Linked DNA regions of Homo sapiens: region 2 is linked to region 1. Evidence: chromatin contacts called from ENCODE Hi-C data. All regions are on one chromosome and are shown on one strand. The core of a region is the stretch at or near the end of the contact, and the rest is flanking DNA. Distances in the headings are between cores, read along the strand shown. Region 1 holds the start of NRAS (NRAS proto-oncogene, GTPase). Region 2 holds the start of WARS2-AS1 (WARS2 antisense RNA 1).

Region 1 (2,700 bases), core at 1-2,500:
GTTATGTTTAAAAAAATAAATAAATTTAAGAAAACCATTTTAAATAATGCACAGTTGCAGCCTGGAAAAACTTAAGGTGGCGCCTTATAGTATCAATTTTAGGAGCTTTATTTGGTGCATTTAACGCAACTGGTAATTGCAGAATCCACTTTGCCTGTGTAAGTGAAAAATATAGACTGTTATCTTGTTGGCCCTATGAAATTCTGCACTTTTCATTATATACTCTACCTTCATTAATTACTTCTGGCAAGATGTTCTGCCTTAGCACTCAGTTGCATTCTTTTCCTTTTTCTTCCTGTTCATTATGCTTTAATTCTGAGGACCATATGAGGGTAGAATATATTATCTTTTAAAAATTACAAAAATTTGTATAGGCAAACCATTTCTTAAAGTTGATGGCCAAATTTTAAAATGTTATTTTTCATATCATTTATAATCTTGTCACAATCCACTTAAAGAAGTTTGGTTATATTTCAGTGAAAATTTTCTTCCAGAGTAGGTTTTTTTTCGTGGGTTGGGGGGTAACTTTACTACAATTAGTAAGTATGGTGCAGAATTTCATGCAAATGAGGAGTGCCAGCAGTGTGATAATTTAAACATATTTAAACAAAAACAAAAAAAATGAATGCACAAACTTGCTGCTGCTTAGATCACTGCAGCTTCTAGGACCCGGTTTCTTTTACTGATTTAAAAACAAAACAAAAAAAAATAAAAAAGTTGTGCCTGAAATGAATCTTGTTTTTTTTTATAAGTAGCCGCCTGGTTACTGTGTCCTGTAAAATACAGACACTTGACCCTTGGTGTAGCTTCTGTTCAACTTTATATCACGGGAATGGATGGGTCTGATTTCTTGGCCCTCTTCTTGAATTGGCCATATACAGGGTCCCTGGCCAGTGGACTGAAGGCTTTGTCTAAGATGACAAGGGTCAGCTCAGGGGATGTGGGGGAGGGCGGTTTTATCTTCCCCCTTGTCGTTTGAGGTTTTGATCTCTGGGTAAAGAGGCCGTTTATCTTTGTAAACACGAAACATTTTTGCTTTCTCCAGTTTTCTGTTAATGGCGAAAGAATGGAAGCGAATAAAGTTTTACTGATTTTTGAGACACTAGCACCTAGCGCTTTCATTATTGAAACGTCCCGTGTGGGAGGGGCGGGTCTGGGTGCGGCCTGCCGCATGACTCGTGGTTCGGAGGCCCACGTGGCCGGGGCGGGGACTCAGGCGCCTGGGGCGCCGACTGATTACGTAGCGGGCGGGGCCGGAAGTGCCGCTCCTTGGTGGGGGCTGTTCATGGCGGTTCCGGGGTCTCCAACATTTTTCCCGGCTGTGGTCCTAAATCTGTCCAAAGCAGAGGCAGTGGAGCTTGAGGTAAGTTTATCTCATGCATAGTGTTCGGCTTTGGGCTGTGGAATGTTCAGGCGTTTCACTGATGCCAGAAATGGAGCAGAATCTATCAGCTGGAGACAAAGGCCTTGGGCGGGGGTCCTTCCATTTGGTGCCTACGTGGGGAGATCTTTGGAGACAGAAGGGAGAATGGGAAGGAGTTGCGGCCTGGAGGCTTCCTGCTAGAGCTGAGAAGCCTTCGGGGAGTAATAGGAAGGGGGATTTCCATTGCTTAGGCTGAGGGCGGGGCCCAAGGACTGTTGAAAAATAGCTAAGGATGGGGGTTGCTAGAAAACTACTCCAGAAGTGTGAGGCCGATATTAATCCGGTGTTTTTGCGTTCTCTAGTCACTTTAAGAACCAAATGGAAGGTCACACTAGGGTTTTCATTTCCATTGATTATAGAAAGCTTTAAAGTACTGTAGATGTGGCTCGCCAATTAACCCTGATTACTGGTTTCCAACAGGTTCTTGCTGGTGTGAAATGACTGAGTACAAACTGGTGGTGGTTGGAGCAGGTGGTGTTGGGAAAAGCGCACTGACAATCCAGCTAATCCAGAACCACTTTGTAGATGAATATGATCCCACCATAGAGGTGAGGCCCAGTGGTAGCCCGCTGACCTGATCCTGTCTCTCACTTGTCGGATCATCTTTACCCATATTCTGTATTAAAGGAATAAGAGGAGAGAAAGTAAAAAGTTATTTTGGGTATACATTCAGTTATGCAATAAGCTTAACGTGTTTATAGAGAACAGTTCATTTTTATTAGCTGCTGAAGTTTCTAAAACCTGTCCAGTTTTTAACAGTTCTGTAAACTATTGCAAACTCAGTGTTGAGTTCATTCATGAGTTTCTTCATATATAACAGCTCTATTACATGAGAAACACAGGCCATAGTAGCGAGACTGTCTGATTGTATGGGAGATAATAGGATGGAGATAAAGGATTCAGAGATGAGTGTTCTTCAATATTTATTTATTAGCTAGTTGAAGCAGCTGAGACCAGATGATTGGAGTAGCAAGAACTTGAGATTTTTAGTCTTTATGCCTAGGATTTTGGTCCCTGTTTGCAGTTTATTTAGTTGTGTGATATTGAGCAACTGAATCTCTCCCAACCTCATTTTCCTCATGTTTTAAATTACCATAAACTTGTCCTGCCTACCACACAGGGATGTTATGGAAAGTTAAATAATATATTTAAGTTATTTATGAATGGTAAAGCACTATGTAATAGTACTTAGGGATTCTATTGTTATTATGAGAGTTCATGGTACAGATTGTCTTCAGTAAGTGGCACCTAAGGCTCTTTAAATAAAGGGTTTTGCC
Region 2 (2,950 bases), core at 62-2,561, 4.4 Mb before region 1:
GAATTTCTTCCAGTTATATTTTTACTGAAACACTCGTTATCTGTCTGGGAGATTTTTAGGTGAATTAACAGAAGCAGAAAAACTGTATTAAACTTTCTCATAACCCCAAACAAAACAATTTCTTCCATCAGGTATAACCTTCCTGCAGCCTTCCCTAGACTAGGTTGAAACACCACAGTCATAACCACTCCTCCTTAAAACTTGCGGTGCTTGCTTCTTTAACACCTATTAAGTGTACATCATTTATTTATCCGCTACTCTATTAGACTGTACACAACTTGAAGACAAGATATGTCTTTCTCTGTACCTTCAGTGCCCAGCACATTACGGTAGGGTTCAACAAAGTTTACAGGACGAATGAAATAAGGCCACATAAGTCCAGTGCGGTGGCACATGCCTGTAATCCCAGCACTTTAGGAGGCCGAGGCAGATGGCTTGGCTTGAGCTCAGGAGTTTGAGAGAGCCTGGGCAACATGGTGAAACCCTGTCTCCACCAAAATACAAAAATTAGCCGGGCGTGGTGGCGCACCCTTGTGGTCCCAGCTACTCAGGAGGCTGAGGCAGGAGAATAGCTTGAGTCTGGGAGGTGGAGGTTGCAGTGAGCCGAGATCGCGCCATTGCACTCCAGCCTGGGCGAGAGTGAGACCTTGTCTCAAAGAAAAAAAAGGGAAATGAGGCCACACATGTCTAAAAAGACCACTTATATTACCCTCTAAGAGAACTGGGAGTTTCTAAACAAACTTTTTAAAGGTTGCCTTCACATAGCTAAGATCAGAAATGCAGCCTACTTGACTTTCTTCCAGTCTAAAGCGTTGCTACTAATAACCCCCAAGGAAATTCTCCTTCCAGGAAGGCTGAGCAGACAAGGGATCCAGGGAAAAACACTAAAGCCCCACCCCGCTCCTGTCCCCACCTGCTCGGCAAGAACTGCAGTCCGCCCGATAGCGGCTGCGCTGCGCAGCCTGGAGGCCCAAGCCGCGCCCAGCAAGCAGGAGTCGCGAGACTGGGATTGGCTCTCTGAACAGACGTCATTCCAAACAAGACGGCTCCGCCCTTCTCAAGATGGCGCTGCACTCAATGCGGAAAGCGCGTGAGCGCTGGAGCTTCATCCGGGCACTTCATAAGGGATCCGCAGCTGCTCCCGCTCTCCAGGTAACCAAAGACGGCCCTTCCCTCCGCGGCTTCCCATCCCGCGAGGTTCTTCTCATCCCACTGCCCTCTATTTATTTCTCTCCTCCCGCTTCTTAGGGAAAGTACATGCCTTCCCTCGCCTAAGGTCTACTCGTCTATGACTGTCGGCCTGCTCAGAGCGTAGTGACGTTGCAAGGATACGTGATGACGTAAAGGTTTCTTGGTGGAAAAAGCGCGCCGCTTTCTGACCTCTTGCCGCCACCTCCAGTTCTGGGAGCGGAGCGCCGCCGCTGTTGCCGGGCAACGCGGTGAGCCTACCCCGCGTGTGATGTTTTCAGAGACGGGTTGTTTTAGAGACTGCTCTTCTTGTGGTCTTATTACTGTTTTTACCCTCCTTACCCTAACAACACGCTAAGGGGCTATCGGAGAGAGTAGAGAAGTTTTGTTAGGCATTGGGCAGCTTGGGTCGGGGCAGCAGGTTGGCAGTGTGGTACTTGAGCAAGTGTCAGTGCATCTTCCATTCTGGTTGCTCCTGGTGGCTCCACAGCACTGCTCTATCTAGCAGGCTGTGAAAGAGTGACCGCAAGCTGCTACAGAGTTTGTCCTGTCCTGCGCTTGACAACACTGCTGTTACCATTAATCTCGTCGTACGGAGACCATGTCGCGGCCTGGTCTTATTGGGAATTGTCTTAAATATTTGGAATTTTACCCTCATAGCAAAAAAGTCAGGGGGAGGGGATACCCTTTCAGTTATTCAGGATTTTACCAAACGTCTTCCAAGTACAGTCTCAGTGGCAAGCACTTTGACATACTTTATCTACGGGAGATATATTCTGGGAACTAGAGAGAAAGGAGAGAATGTGATTTTATTAGGTAATTTCCCGGCATCATTTGCATATGTATTGCCATAATGAGTAGGTGTGAGGATGTCGCACCTATTGTAACTGTTGTGTTGAAAACAGCGCTAGACAGGAAGGTAGCCTAGAGGTCAAGGGTTTGGTCTGCCACTTGACAGCTGTGTGACAAGTCACAATCTCTCTGGGACTTTTCTTCTTTTTTTGCTCATATTGAGTGGAGGAAGAGAGCTGGACTGATTGACACGTTAATGTTCTTTCAACCTCTGGAAAATCTATAGTTCCATGATTATGAAGCCAAAACAAAGCCAATGAGAGTAATTATGAAAACCAAAATTTAAGTTCAACTTATTTTTCTAGTCATGTCATAAATTTTTTGAACTTCCGTTTTTTATTAATGTGAGCCTCACAAAATTCTTATAAGCTAATATATTAATATATACCGGAAAGCTGCTTGTCAGCAAACAACTATTCAAATGTCACCTTAAATTTCAGCAGCAATGTTAGGTAAGACAATTCAAAATTAGATAAATTTATCAAAAATTCCTCTCCTTGAAATTTGAGGGTTTGATTCTGCAGAACTAGAATGAGATGATTATTTATAATTTATAGCACATTAACACCTATGCTATCAAAGTAGCTAAGCCGTAGACCCAAACTTCCCCTTATTCCAAACTAAAGAATTGAAGATGTCTTGAGAATAGAGAATCAAAGAGAGAGAGAAAAAAAAGACAAACTGCAGCCTGCTAATGACTGCCCAGGGAAGTTTAAGACACTAAGTCATTATAAATGCTAAAGAAAAAATTTCTTAAACCTCTACTATTGTTTCAGTGGCATTTATGAATAGGGCTATTAAAGTTAATTATTAATCTAGATTGTTTCAAGATGTAGAATTTCCAGTACCGATGAATGTTTCTAAACCTTTAATTTAGCTTTGAGTAGAATAAGTATTAAATGTGAGAGTA

What was found. A loop is a pair of places that touch in the nucleus more often than their neighbours do. Pooled maps may share reads with other maps.
Region 2: a pooled map shows a loop between it and region 1 (16-fold over the local background). The contact joins the promoter of WARS2-AS1 here to the promoter of NRAS in region 1. A Hi-C loop is called at or near these places in 7 of 50 pooled maps.

Annotation. Positions count from the first base shown.
Region 1 is chr1:114,715,321-114,718,020 of GRCh38, reverse strand. NRAS (NRAS proto-oncogene, GTPase) reads left to right here and starts at 1,250. Exons shown (of 7, transcript NM_002524.5): 1 at 1,250-1,363; 2 at 1,844-1,971. The coding sequence starts at 1,861. CSDE1 (cold shock domain containing E1) reads left to right here. Exons shown (of 20, transcript NM_001007553.3): 20 at 1-1,105. RefSeq lists enhancers at 1,245-1,444, 1,455-1,554.
Region 2 is chr1:119,138,757-119,141,706 of GRCh38, reverse strand. It overlaps WARS2-AS1 (WARS2 antisense RNA 1), which reads right to left and starts at 1,311. Exons shown (of 7, transcript NR_125975.1): 1 at 914-1,311. WARS2 (tryptophanyl tRNA synthetase 2, mitochondrial) reads left to right here and starts at 1,054. Exons shown (of 6, transcript NM_015836.4): 1 at 1,054-1,152. The coding sequence starts at 1,063. RefSeq lists an enhancer at 973-1,282.